Regions from separate parts of the Homo sapiens genome. Here region 2 is linked to region 1. Evidence: read pairs that join two places in POLR2A ChIA-PET (ENCODE). Cell type or tissue: GM12878. All regions are shown on one strand.

Region 1 (8,000 bases):
AGAGTTAGGAAAGTCAAATAGTAGTTCATCAACATAATTATGAATGTGATAGAAATTCAGAGAAGAGGGAGACCATGATAAGCAGGAAAGGCTTATTTATGTGACTTGAGCTATGTCTCGAAATAGAAACATGAAAATCCAGAAAAGATATGGGGGAAACATTCTGGTCAACAATATTAGATCAATGAAAGCTAAAGAACAAAGTATTATTGAGCACACATGGACATAAACATGGGAACAACAGACACTGTCGACTACAAGAGTGGGGAGGGAGGGAGTGGCTGTGGGTGGAACACCTACTTATTGGGTACTATGCTGACTACCCGGGTGACAGAATCTGTACCCCAAACCTCAGCATCACACAATATACCCATGTAACAAACTTGCACTTGTACCTGCTGTATCTAAAATAAATGTTTAAAAAAATTTAAATAAGCTAGGAAATTTTTTAAAAAGAAGAAACTGTTAAGTAACAAATTTAAAATAAGTGACTATTGTGGACCTAGCCTAGGAAGAAAAACATTGAAGTACTAGACCAAATTGCTCAAACTAAAAAATGAGCTGCAATAAGTACTGCAATAAGATTTTAAAGCTTGCTGTGAGCTGCCAGCAAAGTTTAGAATGGTTCTCATCTTTGTGAAGTTTCATTCAAATGGACTTCCACACTTGTAGATATATTTATTTGATATCTCCAGAGAAAGTAACATTACTGATAAATGATGATCTTTATTTGCCACTTGAGAAACTGACCACAGCAGAAGTAAGATGCTGGGCTCTTCTGATTCTGTAACCTGTGTATTGATTTCATTTTCCCATAGTCTGACCTACAAAAATTGAAAATAATTAAATAAAAAACAATTTAATTGAGAATGAGATTTAATCTGAAAAGGAAGAAGAAAACACAGACAGAATTGGAACTGGTATGTAATAAACAAGGTAGAGAGGACTAAAGCTGCCAAGTAGGTGGGAGTGGAAAGAAAAAAAACATCTTAGACTCTGAGCAAAATGCTGTTATTAAGTATAATTGCATCAACTTGATCTAAATCCAACATTTCTTATTCACTGAAAAGAAACGTATTTAAAAAGCAGCAACTTCCTTCATAAATCAACACATTCAGCCAAGGAAGCTTCTATCAAAAAGCTTTAACCCTAAAGGTAATAAAAAGCAAGAGAAAAATTATTTCAGTACTGTCAATTTCAAATAACTTCCTAATATAAATATGTGGGCTGAGCACTGTGGCTCATACCCATAATCCCAGCACTTGGGGAGGCCAAGGTGGGAGGATCACTTGAGGCCATAAGTTCAAGACCAGCCTGGGCAACATGGTGAGTCCTCATCTCTAAAAAATATGAAAAAATTAGCCAGGAATGGTGGCATATGCCTATAGTTGTAGCTACTCAGGAGGCTGAGACAGGAGGAGGCATATGCCTATAGTTGTAGCTACTCAGGAGGCTCCTGAGACAGGAGGCAGAAGTTCAAGGCTGAAGTAAGCTATGATCATGCCAATGCATTCCAGCCTGAGCAATAGAGCAAGACCCTGTCTCTAAAAATAAATAAACAGATAAGCTATAGCTAAGTTAGTAATAATTACCTTTAAAATTCTAACAGATTATGATATTGATTTGAGTAATAACTCTCTCTCCCACATGGTATGGCTAGATGTGCGTCAATTAAATGCTCTCTCGACTGCAATGTCATGAATTAATTTTGTTTGTACAGTGAGCAGGAAGAACTCGTCAGACAGTTACAAATTTGGGGGCTTATCCAGGATCCACCCTTGCAAATATCTGCCCATGGTTCATCAGCCTCCTCCAGTATAACAGACCTAGAGGTGAGCTCTTACAACTGCTTATTTCTACTGAGGGTCATCTTTGGCACTGTACCTGCTGGTGAGGCACTGTCGACCCATAGGGCAGAGATCTAATTACAGTGAAGAAATAGTCCTGGAACCTGTCTGAAATGCCTCTTATTAAAAAATCTGTTTGCCTTCATCAAATACAAAGGCCTAGCCCATCTGCAATGCCACCTCCTGATATGGGAAACAGCTGTTCAGCTGAACTCATCTAGTCTCAGGACTAGGAAATTAAAAAAATATGGGATGATATATTTAAATTTGCTATTTCCTATTTAGTGAATCTGTATTTCTAACAATCTACTCATTATCCTATAGTCTGTGGTTCACTTAAGTGCTATGCTAAAACTGTGGGTGAGAATATTAACGTCTTTGTCATATAAGCCTTGGAAGCCCAATCAGGCACCTATGAATACATGCAAAGCAGTTCCACTCCTCTTACCCTAGGGGCAACCCATACCACAACTATGCCCCCTGTCAGTAGGAAGAAGTTAGAGCAGTCCTCACCCTTTTCCCATATCATAGCTTACACCTCGGGAATGAGGCATGCTGAAACTCAAAGGGCGAAAGTGAAACAGGCTTTGCAAAAATTGTCACAGTGAGAAAATTATGGCAGTGGGGGAGACATGATCTAACCTACATCCCTCTAGCCTCTAACCTTCAAGCTCCCTTAATTATTCCTAGGCTTAGGCTAGGCTAGCTTTGGGAGACATTTAGTCTATAGTTTAAGTAAAAATAGCCCTTCCCCAAAACTCAACTGTCTTTGTAAAGCTAATGAGAGAACACCAGGCTAGGAGGATAGAGTAGCCTGAATTTTGCTAAGGTGTAGACAAAAACAATTGCCAGCCATTATTCCAGAGGTCACAAGATATGCAACTTCCCCAATACTCCTTCAGATAACATCACTATTGTAGAACCTAACAGTGGTCTTGTAAGAGATCTTTACAGGTTTTTTGCATTTCTGAAACCCATGATGGTTCCACCTGGACCCACCAACTGCTCCCAGAAGTGATTCAGCATGCAACAGGATCATTTCCCACACCCCTATGATTGCACCTTCCAAACAATTAGCAGCAAGCACCCATTGCCTAGCCACCCCAAACTCTTCCCCCAAAGAACTTTTGAAAAACCCCTAACCTATGAGCCTTCAATGAGATTGATTTCAGTAATAAGTCCCTCTTCAGTGTGGTGTGGCTGGCCTTGCATCAATTAAACTCTTTCTCTACTGAAATACAGTGAATTGATTTTGTTTGTGCAACAGGCAGAAAGAACCTGTCTGGGGTTACAGTATCTGGCCCACAATATTTTCAGCTGTCTGCAGGAAAATATTTATTCAATTGTCCCTCATATAAAAAGGGAACCAACTACCTACTCAGCTATTGGGCATTAGATGTGCTTTGTTGGCAAGATAAAAAATATGGGGCTCTTCTTAGGGAATGACAAAAACAGGAGCATTGAAAATCCAAGTGCTGTGATTTCTCGTCACATTAAATAACAGCAAGACCCTCTAATGAAATGATGAGCATCCTCACATGGCCTTGTAAAGTGTCAGCGCTGGCTTCCTCAGGCCTCTGCAGGGTAAACATACTCTTCCCTTAGACATTCGCTGTCTTTGTGGTTTACAGACACTAATCCCAGAGCCACAGTCTGTCCCCAGGTGATGACAATGGGAAGAAGGCCAACTACCACAACTACATCATAGAACAGATCTTCACAGGTGGGCTGCAGTTGGACATCACCTGCCAAGTCTGCCATGGAGTCTCCACCACCACAGACCCCTTCTGGGACATCAGCTTAGATCTGCCTGGCTCTTCCACCCTCTTGTGGCCCATGAGGTGAGGGAGTGAGGGCAGCATGGTGAATGGCAAAAGCCACATTTTGGGAACCACCACACCTATGGACTGCTTGCAAAGGTGAGAAGCCCACCAGCGCTCACGTGGCAAGGAAGTATCTTCCTCACAGGAAGGCTGTTGTTGATCAGGACAAAAGCAGGGCTTTTCATTCACATACCCAGGATAGAGCCTTGAGAAAAGATGTGGCATTAGCCTGCAGTTGGCTGCAGATGCTCTTGCTAGTTTATGCTGTTTTTTTCTTTTTTCTTTTTTTGCCGGATGACTAGATATTGGTGTTCACTAGCTTTGCATTGTGTAGGGTATCTGTAACACCAGCTACTATTCCAACTTCCCCCCTGTAAATGATCTGACAGCCAAAGAGCAAAACTGGAAGCTCCCTTACCTTTTGTGGTTAATAACCTAAACCGCAGCATGAGCTAAGAGCTGAGTGCTCTCCCCATGGTCCACGGCCTTTTTTGCAAGTGATTAAAATATAGTTGTGGTGTTCTGTACTTATGATCATTTTTGAAATTGTCCATTTACTGCCTCAGTTTAGATAAGTAATAAGATTTAAGATGTGACTATGATAAAAGGTATTTAAATAACTGTAGCATACAGCTTACAATTGTGGTGAGGGCAGAAAACCTTCCTAAACTTTATGTTAATTGAGTCTAGTGTTTTACAATCTTTATTTTCTTTTTCATGCATTAATTATAGTTTACTGAAGAAGAAAAAAACTCTAATAGAAATTACAATGGAATTCTTTCAAACACAGTCTAATCCTATACTTTGTGTTAAATTATATGTAAGAAAAGAAAAATCTTCAGTTCAACAATTAGAATTTATTTTTATATATTAATTGTGGAAAATACTAATGGCAATATTTGGATTTAATTGTTTATAACTGTCATCTTGCAAAAGCTATGAGAAATAGGAAGGTTCACTCACAGGTACCGAAAATAAAATGACAGGCTACTTTTGAACATAAGCATCATGATGCACACTATATGAAAATTTGGTGTTTTACTCATAATATTTCAGTTATTATTGACTGTTAACTCATAAGTTGCACCTAGACCAAAAACTATAAATTAACAATAAATATCTGCTGAGAAGCCATACCTTTGCACTTTTCTCAGTATGGTGACTCCTGAAATGGGTACATCCCTTGTATATAATGTATGTGTAAAAATATATATATTTCAACTAAATGTTCTCAATAAGGTCTTTCTACCCATCATTCTCCTGTGCTCAAAATACACACCAAAACCCCAATAATTTTTAAGTATTTCAAGATATTGGCTCCTGAAGGACATGAAGATTATAAGTCAAAATGAGACCCATACTCACCAGTGTGGATCTGTCTTTTTGCAAATGAACTGTCACTTAAGAGACCAAAGAGAACAGCTTTGGATGGATATATAGACTCCTGCAAGAATTACTCTTCCAGAAGTGAAATACTTGATGTTGCCCTGCTGGCAAGATGTTTTTCCTGTTCTAAATCCTTCTAAGTAAATCTGATACAAAATGTCTGGTGAGTATGAATATTCTGTTAAATTTAAAAAGACCATGTGATGGACATTGCAAAAGCCAATCTCAAAACTTTTAAATTATTTTTCAGACACAAAATAACTATAACTTGTGTTAAGTGCATAGCAATTAGAATTATATGTTTTTTCTCATAAAACATAAGAAAGCAACTTCTTTTTAAAATATTCAATGTTTTCAAAACACCGTTTCCATTTTTCTAAAATTCAGGCTTTAGATAAAACACTGATGCAAATATGAATACCCTTCGTTGAGCTTCAACAATAATATTACACTCAAGCCCTTAATAGGAGAAAACAACTCCATCCTGATGAGAAACTATAGGTGTCACTGAAGAATTCTACAGATGGCTTTTTTTTTTTTTTTTTTTTTTGAGACACAGTCTCACTCTGTCACCCAGGCTGGAGTGCAGTGGTGTGATCTCGGCTCACTGCAACCTCCACCTCCTGGGTTCAAGCAATTCTCCTGCCTCAGCCTCCCAAGCAGCTGGGACTACATGCACACGCCGCCACACCTGGCTAATTTTTTGTATTTTAGTAGAGACAGGGTTTCACCATGTTGGCCAGGCTGGTCTTGAACTCCTGACCTCAGATGATCCAACCACCTCGGCCTCCCAAAGAGCTGGGATTACAGGCGTGAGCCACTGTGCCCCGCCCCGTATGGCCTTTAAATGCTCAATAAAATATTATAAATAAGTAGAACTGAATACATCTGAGAATCTATGAAGCTTTATGGAAAGTTGTATTTCTATACGTTTGCTGATATTTTCAATTCCTAAACATAATCTAAGATGCTAAAAAGTTCATCGGCATCTCAGTTTTTATACTGATGACCTAGAAAAATTACTCACTTAGATGGCTCATTTCTGTCATTTTTGATAAATTTTGTAAACTTAATGTTAAAGTATGAATTCTGTTTTTCAATTTAAATACAAAGTAGCCCCACTTAAAATCTAAACTGTGTAAACACATGATCATTAACAATTCTGCATCACTTGACTTAATGAAACGTCTGAAACAAGGTGAGAACTTATTATAATGAACAGTGTAATATCGTCACAGTCTATCAATAAATGTTCTCTAAAAGGGACTCATCAAATGCTAAAAGAAATATTTTTGTATTCTGAAGAATAATCTATCAAGTAAACCATTTTCTTGATGTCTTCACCAGTTTTTACCTTTAATTTACTAAGGATATCTTGCTAGAAATATTAAATGAAAATGATTAATAGCACTAATTATCCTTCCTTTCCAATAAAAGTTATATTTTAAATTACTTTTATTATTGACATTCATACTACAATGTCACCTGTAATTTTTTAATAAAATCACTTGTCATTATTTCATAGAACTTCTAGAAAATTTCTTGACTAACATCCTCTTTAAAAACTGTGTTAAATTAAATCACTTACTGCAAACAGCCCACTCTTACTGCTACAGGAATGTGGGGAAGTTGGGTGGCCCACTTCAGTGTCACATCTTGATAAATATGCAGCATGTTATTATGATTTCCAATCAAAGTATTTATTGTTCCTTCAGAAACTGTAAGTTGAAAATACAGAAAAGAGACACTAAGAAAACAGTCATTTGGAAAAGTATATCTCTTTTAGGAAATTGATAGCACAAACTAATTCTAACACCTGGATTTTAATACATAAAGATTTTACATAATAAAACATTATTTTGTAACTTTACCAGTATAAAAAAGAAAGGAATCATTTTACAGTCTTGGAAGCTATAACTAGATAATCACCAACATTTTTGCATTTCATCTAGAAAGCATGAATTTCATTAATATGTAACACATTTAAGCTAATGATTTACTACGCATTCACTACAGATAATTCATTCTATTAGACATTACTATTGTGCTTATAAAAGAGTCTGATGTTCTCTTGAAAGCATCTTGAATAGCCACATTATGGAAAGTATTAATGTATGCCGGAGGCCAATTTTACAAGTCATTTTGTACAAAGTAAAATGACTGACAAAACCAAATGTGTGCTTTATATCAAACTTCCATTCAAACTTTGAAAGTTAAAATTTCCATTACATATTCAATATTAAACTGTTTTCATATATGTTTACAATATGTGTATGAGTGTGGCTTTTTCTGGTGTATATCACATAGCCTTGACATATGGAAGAGATAAAAGAAAATCTTTCTACACACCTGAGCAATATGGCAGAAAACAACTTGGGCTCCAATCAAGCTTCTTCATGAATCGAATTTGTCCATTATCCTTAAGGCAAAAAAAGTTTCTCTCACCAAGAACAAAAACAGAGGATGCCGACTGATTGAAAGAGACAATACATATGTCAAGGGCTTGCTCTCCAATATTTAGAGTCCAATCCACCTACAAAGCAAAACTCAATATCAATTTAGTTGCTAACCTCAGAAAATTTCAGTTATTTTCATATCAATATAAATTAAGAAATTGCTTTACAACAAAGCAGAAATATAAAGATGGGCTAATCTCTTTCATTTCTTTATTCTTTTTTTTATCACTATGACCATTTTTCTGGTATTTTACAAGACTCTAATCAAAGTTTTGTTCCATGTCTTACCAAATGATATTAACTATTCTGCAATTCAAGAACACTAAAACACTTATCTGCTTCCCTAAAAAACTTCCATGAAAATGATATTGTGCTTAATTTGCAAATCAAATTTAATAATCCATAAAAACTATCATTATGATTGTACATGTGTTTTTATAGGGCAACTAAAAATATATCAATATGCATATACAGAGTAGTCACCAAGC
Region 2 (8,000 bases), 1.5 Mb before region 1:
ATGAGCCGCTGCACCTGGCCTTGTGTTGCTTATTTTTATTATGATGCTACATTGGCCCATGCTGTCTTGTGTTCCTCTCTTTTCACACGTTCTATTCATCTGCCTATAATTTCTCCTTCCTTTGGCCATGTGGAAAACTTCATTTGTCCTTCAAGATTTATCTGTGCACTATTAACCCCTCAGCTCCTGGCCCTCATCTAAAGTAGTGAAAAACCAATCTCTCCTTTGTGCTACTGAAAGATGCAACTTACCTACACAGTTCTCAGCACTGGGGCATTGTTTTCCAAGATTGGCCCACTCTCTAGGAGCCAGCGATTTACCATACTATTTATTTTTTCTTGTAAAATCACTTCTTTGAATTACATAAGTAATACATATTGGTGGAATAATTAGAAAGTACCAAAAAGCAAAATGTAACCCAGGGGTACTTTTAAATATTTCATTGATACCATTTTAGGTTTATTTAATAAAAATGGCCTAATGCACTACCAATTTCTTAAAACCTACTTTCTTTTCTTATTGGAAAATTTGGTAACTCATTGTTATTTTTATTTTCATTTATTTAGTTTTTGGCAAAATTAAACATTTAAAACAGGTTTACTGGTGAATTGCATTTTGTGTGTATCTTACTTGTTCCTATATTTGTATTTATTCTTGTATTAAGTATTTATCTTCTACTTATTGATTTGTAGAAAGTCCTTTTTTAGTGAGTATATTAACTCTTGATCAGCTATGTAAATATTATTTATATTCTAAACATTTAAATCCGTTTATAATTCTATTTGTATTAAAAAAATCTTTACAATTTAAATTTTGTAAATTTTATATTTTGCAGTAAAATCTGTTAGTCTTTTGTAAGGATTTCTGCCTTGGTATCATGCTTAAAAAATCTTTTTCTATGCGAGTTATTGAAATTCTTTTCCTAAAAATAATTTCATGGCTATATTGGAAACTTTAACCTATTTTACTATATTCTCTCCTGCCCCTCTCCTCTCCTACTTCCTTTGGTGAATGTTTATTAGGTTTCCATTCTGTCCAGGCACTCACTTTTTTTTGGTACTGAAAATGCAGTCAACAAGGATGACATGGTTCCTGCCTCCATGGAGTTAACATTCTAATGAGAAAAACAGATAACAGACACACAACCAAATAGATATAGATTATAATGTCACAGAGTGATAGTTGCTATAATAAAAAATGAAGAGGGAGGAGCTTGAGAATTAGGTGGGGTGTGTCATGCACATGAGCCAGAAGGCTTCTGTATATTACTCCTGGGTTTATGACTTCTTCATAGTAGGCTGAGATCTGTTAGCTTAAATGCCCACTAGCACCACGCTCAAATTTTTACACATCCAATTGTTTTAAACATAACCAGATAAACAGATATTTAACCATTGAGAGCCTTCCTGCTTTGCATACTCTACACACCTATGTCCTACATTTGCTAGCCATAGATAAGCCCCAAAGTTATAAAGACCCCAAGACACTGCTATCCTTTAAAAGAACATTGAGCAGAGATCAGAAACAGGCTCTGAGGGAAGACTGTTCAGGCCAGAGGGAACAGCAAGTACAGAGGTCTTCAGGCAACACAGAGTTAAGTGTGTTCAGAAAAGCAGGAACATCAATGTGCTGGAGACATGATCCCTTTTTTCTCTATTCATTTCAAATGCACTTAAAAAAATCCTAGGTTCTTATATATATTTGATTTGTTTCTGACCATTAATTCTGTTCCCTTACCAGGAACATTGAATGGATTTTCAATTATTAAAGTTTTAAAATGTCACTCAGTAAACTTGTGCGATTTTCTTCATGTAAGTCATCACAATTCTTTTAAAATTTATTCATGACCAGGCACGGTGGCTCATGTCTGTAATCCCAGCACTTTGGGAGGCCATGACACTCAGATCACCTGAGGTCAAGAGTTCCAGACTAGCCTGGCCAACATGGTGAAACCCCATTGCTACTAAAAAATAAACATTGAGCCAGGTGTGGTGGGTGGGTGCCTGTAGTCCCAGTTACTTGGGAGTCTGAGGCAGAAGAATCACTTGAACTGGGGAGGCGGAGGTTGCAGTGAGTTGAGATCGTGCCATTGCACTCCAGCCTGGGTGACAGAGCAAGACTCTGTCCCCAAAACAAACAAAAAAGTTTGTTCATATGCATTTTGTATTTTGATTGTTCTTGAATATTTAATCTTTTGTTTTTTAAGATTGTATTTTCTAATTGGTTATTGATAGTGTACAGAGAAGCTAGTTGCTTTTTATATTTGTTGGTTTTATAATCATCTTCTTTAATTACATGTCTTATTAGGCCCAATGATTTTTCAAAAACAATCTTGTTTTTTATTCTTAATCATATCATTTCCAAATTGATAATTTCATTTTTTCAGTTATATCTTTTATTATGTTGTTTCCTTATTGAGTTGAATTAGCTAAATTACTCAGATAAATTCTTTAGTCACTGTTAATAAGAGCCATAGATACAGACTCTTTGTATGTGTTCATTGATCTTTTTGATTTTTCTCATCTTTCCAGAGGGGGTCAATTTTTTCATGATCTTTCAATCTTGTGAAATTCAGGGATTCAACCCCTCTCTGGGATTGAATATGCTTTGACTTTTTTATTCACAATGAGATGGAAATTTCAAGGCACAAAGGGGAAAACTGAGAACAATCAAGGGGTTTCCCTCGTCTTCACTCCATCTCAAGTACAAGGCCAAGCAGTCTGTAGGCATCACTAGCACTGCAAGTACCCTTTGTGAGGTTCTCAAACGGTGAAGGTGGTTCTGGACTGTGGGTTGATAAGGCTTCCTGGGAGAGGCTCAGAAGGGGTTTGTTCAGAGCTGAACCTCTGAGTGGGTGATGACTATAGCAAAGAAGAGCTGGGAGGGGTTTGGATTCCTGTATTAATGTTCTTAGGTCAGAAATTGTGGGTCCACTATAAATTCTAATTTAACTTTCATTCTTCTCTTGGGAGCTGGAGGAGTAAATTTCTCTCTATTATTTAATAGAAATATAAAAGGTAAGCAGAAATGCTTTCTAAACAAAAAGGGGCTGCAATGAAAATTTACAGACATTTAATCTTCTCTCTTTGTTCCCATTTACAGCTTATGTGAGAAGAAACGCAGGGAGACAGTTCAGTCACTGCAATCTTCATGCCCATCAGTTTCTTGTGAGAAGAAAACAAGTACGTATAGCTATCATGGGTCTGAAGCCCATCAGAGGGGTTATTCCCAAGGGTCTTTCATAATACCAAACTGGTAACTGAAATTATTTTCTTCAGAGATAATGTCACTCCTGTTTAATTGCTTGGATGGTTCCTGAAAAACCTCAGGTGAACAGACAAAAGGAGGGGGAGAATTTTCTCCAGTTCCATTTGGCCAGATCAAAGTCCAGTTATTTTTAAAGATTAAGGCAAGAGCGTCTGCTCTACCTGGAGCTTCTGAGCTTTGTCGGGGGATGAGGCACTGCACGCCTCTCTAGTTAGCATCACTGGCTCAGGTGGGAACTGGCTCTGCCAGCGTGCACCCCACATCATGTACCCAGCTCAGCCCAGCCCGCCTCCAGCATGCCTCCTTGGCCCAGAATAGATTGGGAGGATGTTCTGATACCCTGTTCCAGCGACAGGGTCTGGTGCATTTCCTCTGTAACTGGCACCTTGTACACCTTTTATTTCCAGCTCTTGGTTTGGGGGTTGAGAATGAAGTTTTGATGGGTATCTCTTCCCATCTCTAAATGACGAGTTAATGGGTGCAGCACACCAGCATGTCACATGTATACATATGTAACTAAACTGCACATTGTGCACATGTACCCTAAAACTTAAAGTATAATAATAATAAAAAAAACTTACACCTCAAAAAAAAAAATAAAGGCAGTTTTTTGTTTTTCTTCCCAGATGGTGGTTTTCCATCTCACCTGTTCTGAATCTGGCAAGAAAGCCTCAGGTTTTTTTTTTAACCATATGGATAGCACTCTTTCCTATCATCAGGGATTTTTAAAAAATCATTTCCTCCACTTTTATGTTATATTATTTCAATAACGATCTTTGGGAGAATGGCAGTTACACTCACATAGGCTCAATTAGTCAAGTTGAAGTGGAAGAAAGGGCACTTTAATGTGTGGTGAGGTGCTCCCAATCCTTGTATTTAATAGACTGCTCTCAGCTCAAGGCTTTATACAAATAAAAATGATCTGTGAGATTGACTGAGTGCATATGCAAATCAGAAGAACCACATGCTCTTTACTGATGTCATGGATTCAGTCATCTGTTCATTCACTTGCTTATTTGTTTGTTGACTGAGTCACTTAAGAGTATTGTTGAGAATCATGATCAGCACCGGATGACAAAAGTGAACAAGATATTGTGGTGGTTGCTACATGAACTTATCCAGGTAGCAAAGTGGTGTCCAGCTATACACACATTGTACATACATCATTGTCCTGATTTTGATATCAAACTAGAGTTACGTTAAATGTTATGCAAAAACCATTGAGGGAAACTTGGTCAATAATACATCAGGCCTCTTTATTTTTGCAATTTCCTTTGAATTTATTGCTTTTTCAAAATGACTTTTTAAAAAGTGAACAAGATAAACATGATCACCCTCCTGGAGATCCTGTTTATAAATGAATTTTAAAAGGCTGCACATGTGTTTGAAGATAGCCTCCACTCCTTTTGATCTCCCAGCTTTATTAAAATATAATTGGCAAATATGCATCATTAAAAAAAACACCTTATTTTTCAGAGCAGTTTTAAGTTCATGGCAAAATCGAGTAAGTGCAGAGTTTCTATATACTCTCTGCTCCCACACATGCACAACCCCCACTCCCTGCTCTCAATATCCCATACCAGAATGGTACATTTCTTACTATTGATGAACCTGTATTGACACATCATCATCACCCAAAGTCCATTGTCTACATTAGGGTTCACTCTTGGTGTTGTACATCCTATGGGTTTAGACAAATGTACAATGACACATATACACCCTTATAATAACATATGAAATAGTTTCACTGCCCTAAAAATCCTCCATGCTCTGCTGATTAATCCCTCCCCCTCCCTAATCCCTGAAAGCTGCTGATTTTTTTTTTTTTTTTTACTGTCTTCATAGTTTTGTTTTTTTCCAGAATGTCATATACTTGGGAATCATAATATGTAGTCTTTGCAGATTGACTTCTTTCAATCAGTAATATGCATGTAATTTTCTTTCATATCTTCATGGTTTGATAGCTCATTTTAGTGCTGAATAATATTCCATTGTCTGGATGTACTATAGTTTGTTTTTCCATTCATCTACTGAGGACATTTTGGTTGCTTCCAAGTTTTGGCTGTTATGAATATAACTACTATAAACATTCATGTGCAGATTCTTGTGTGGGCATGAGTTGCCAATTCATTTGGATAAATACCAAGAAGTGTGATTGATGAATTATATGGTAAGAGTATATTTAATTTTGTGAGAAACTGTCAAACTGTCTTCCAAAGTGACAGTCCTATTTCGCATTCCCACCAGCAGTGAATGAGAAATCCTGTTATTCCACAGCCCCACCAGCATTTGGTGTTGTCAGTGTTCTGGATGGTGGCCATTCTAAAAGATGTGTAGTGCTATGTCATTGTTGCTTTAATTTGCATTCCCTGATGACATATGATGTGGAGCATCTTTTCATATGTTCATTTGCCATCTGTGTATCTTTATTGGTGAGGTGTCTGTTCAAGTCTTTTACCCATTTTTAATTGGGCTATTTGTTATCTTATTGTTGAGTCTTAGGAATTCTGTTATATTTTGTACCATAGTTGTATTAGTCTGTTCTCATGCTGCTAATAAAGACGTACCTGAGCCTGGGTAATTTATAAAGGAAAGAGGTTTAACTGACTCACAGCTCCACATATGATTTAGAGGTCTCTCAATCATAGTGGAAGGTGAAGGAGGAGCAAAGTCATATCTTACATGGCGGCAGGCAAGAGAGCTTGTGCAGGGGAACTCCCATTTATAAAACCATCAGATCTCGTGAGACCTATTCACTACCACAGAAACAGTATGGGGGAAACTGCCCCCATGATTTAATTATCTCCACCCGGCACCACCCTTGACACGTGGAGATTATTACAGTTCAAGGTGAGATTTTGGTGGGGACACAGCCAAACCATATCAATAGTCCTTTATCCGATGTCTGTCTTTTGCCAATATTTTCTCCCAGCCTGTGGCTTGTCTTCTCATTCTCTTGATCCACTTTCTTTTTACTAACAATCTGGTGAAAACAGCTGGTATGGGGCGGAAAAGAGTCTCTCCACTAGATTTTGCCCACATTCTGGGGACCTCACTATGTTCTTAACTACAGGAGCAGTTCTGTATGAGGGCTGTGTTTGGGAGCACAGGCTCTGGGATGCGTTAACTTATATATGAGTCTTGCCTCAACTGTCTATGAGGTGTGCAGCCTGGGTAGATTACCTAGTGTCTCTGTCCTTCAGTATCCTCAATTGTAGATGTCTCAAAACCAACACTTACCAACTAGAGTGGCTGTCAAGATAGCGTGATCTTATCCCGGTAGAGGATTTGGGACAGTTGATGGGACATAGTAAATTTTACATAAATGTTATTATGGGTATTCAGACAAGCATTGTGACATCCATTTTGGCTATAGTATCTTAATTAATAAGTTTCAGTTTTACAAGTATTTTCCCTTCTTGGAATATATGTGATTTCAGCAATGGTTATGAAAGTTGTATCTGCATTCACCCTCTGGCAGCAGTGTTCTGAGAGCTCTGTGTGTGTGTGAGTGTGTGTGTGTGTCTGTGTGTGTGTGTGTGTGTGTGTGTGAGTCTGTGTGTGTGTGGGTACTTAGAAGGGTTTCAGAGGTCCCTTTCCTTTTTTGCTCCTTTTCCATGTAGAAATTAAATGGATCATCCATTTGGGTAGCTTGGTAACACTTTGCTGTCTATTACCGTTGAACATCTCCCTCATCTCACCCCACAGGCACAGACATTTGCGGTTTTATTTAATCACTCTTTTCCAACAAAATGAGGACTTTGCTACATACTATGATACTATTTGTTTTGTACTTTCCATGTAATATAATGATGGTAGTTATCACTCCCATTTATTGGTCACCTACTGTAACCTAGATACTATGCTAAGCACTTTTCTTATATCACCACTCTCCATTTTAAAAACAGGTAAGGTGAGGCTTAGCCAGTGAATTGACCTGTCAAGTTCACCCAGCTCATTAGACATAGAGCTGGGATTTTACCCCAAATTCTGTGACTCCACGCTCTTCACCACTATGTGCAGACCACCAGATACTCCACTCCAGAGATTCTCAAAGCATAGTCCCAAAAGCACATGAGGAGGAATAACTTTGAAGGGGGAATTAAAAGAAATCCATCTTCCTGCGTCCCACCTCAGATCTAGGAATCAGGCTGTCGTCTTTCTCTCCCTCTCTGAACCCACCTTTTCCTCACAAATGTTTCACACTTTATCAGAAGGAAGAAACCTTTCCGATCCTGGGAGGAGAGAACAGATGTCAGGAAGTAAAGCTATGTGGGCTTATGGGTAGAAATGAATAAGTTTACATCCAACTATGAACAAAGGCTGCCAAACTCTAGGGAGAAACTTATATAACATGCATTCTTTCTCCAGAGTTCTTAGGTTTATTTTTCTGAATCTGTTTCTGTGGCAATATGGCTACACTGTTCAGAAGTTTTCCTTTATGCTAGCTATAGTGTTTTTCAATATCTAGTTATAGGAGATAATAAAAAGAAAGTCAATATTAATTATGCTTTTGGAGAAATGAGCTAGTAATTCAGGTTTGGGTGATTTTGAAAGCAAAGGTGAAAGTGAAAGTATAATGGATGATTTCCTTTCTTGATAACAACATATTTATTTAAAATAAAAGACTAACTCAGTGTGGAAGATAGATGGGTTTCGGTTCAACCAAATGGATAATTTTTCTCTCTGACCTCTGTAGAAATTGAGTTAGCTTCTTCATGTGATTGTTATAA

The links. ChIA-PET counts read pairs that join two places held together with the same protein. Peaks named below come from ENCODE experiments on the same cell type or tissue, not always from the same donor. Only the 100,000 strongest peaks of a DNase experiment are listed, where the experiment ranks them.
Region 2: POLR2A ChIA-PET joins it to region 1 with 11 read pairs; 2 of 35 experiments call an interaction of 5 or more read pairs at or near these places.

Annotation. Positions count from the first base shown.
Region 1 is chr7:33,272,601-33,280,600 of GRCh38, reverse strand. It overlaps BBS9 (Bardet-Biedl syndrome 9), which reads right to left. Exons shown (of 23, transcript NM_198428.3): 8 at 7,406-7,589; 9 at 6,645-6,774. Among named protein-coding and RNA genes, the nearest start is that of BBS9, 150 kb to the right of the region's middle. In GM12878, no CTCF peak of the experiment used is centred here; a DNase peak (open chromatin) is centred at 4,070.
Region 2 is chr7:34,723,919-34,731,918 of GRCh38, reverse strand. All of the region lies in intron 2 of NPSR1 (neuropeptide S receptor 1), which reads right to left. It overlaps NPSR1-AS1 (NPSR1 antisense RNA 1), which reads left to right. Exons shown (of 4, transcript NR_033665.1): 2 at 3,103-3,182. Among named protein-coding and RNA genes, the nearest start is that of NPSR1-AS1, 30 kb to the left of the region's middle. In GM12878, no CTCF peak of the experiment used is centred here; no DNase peak of the experiment used is centred here.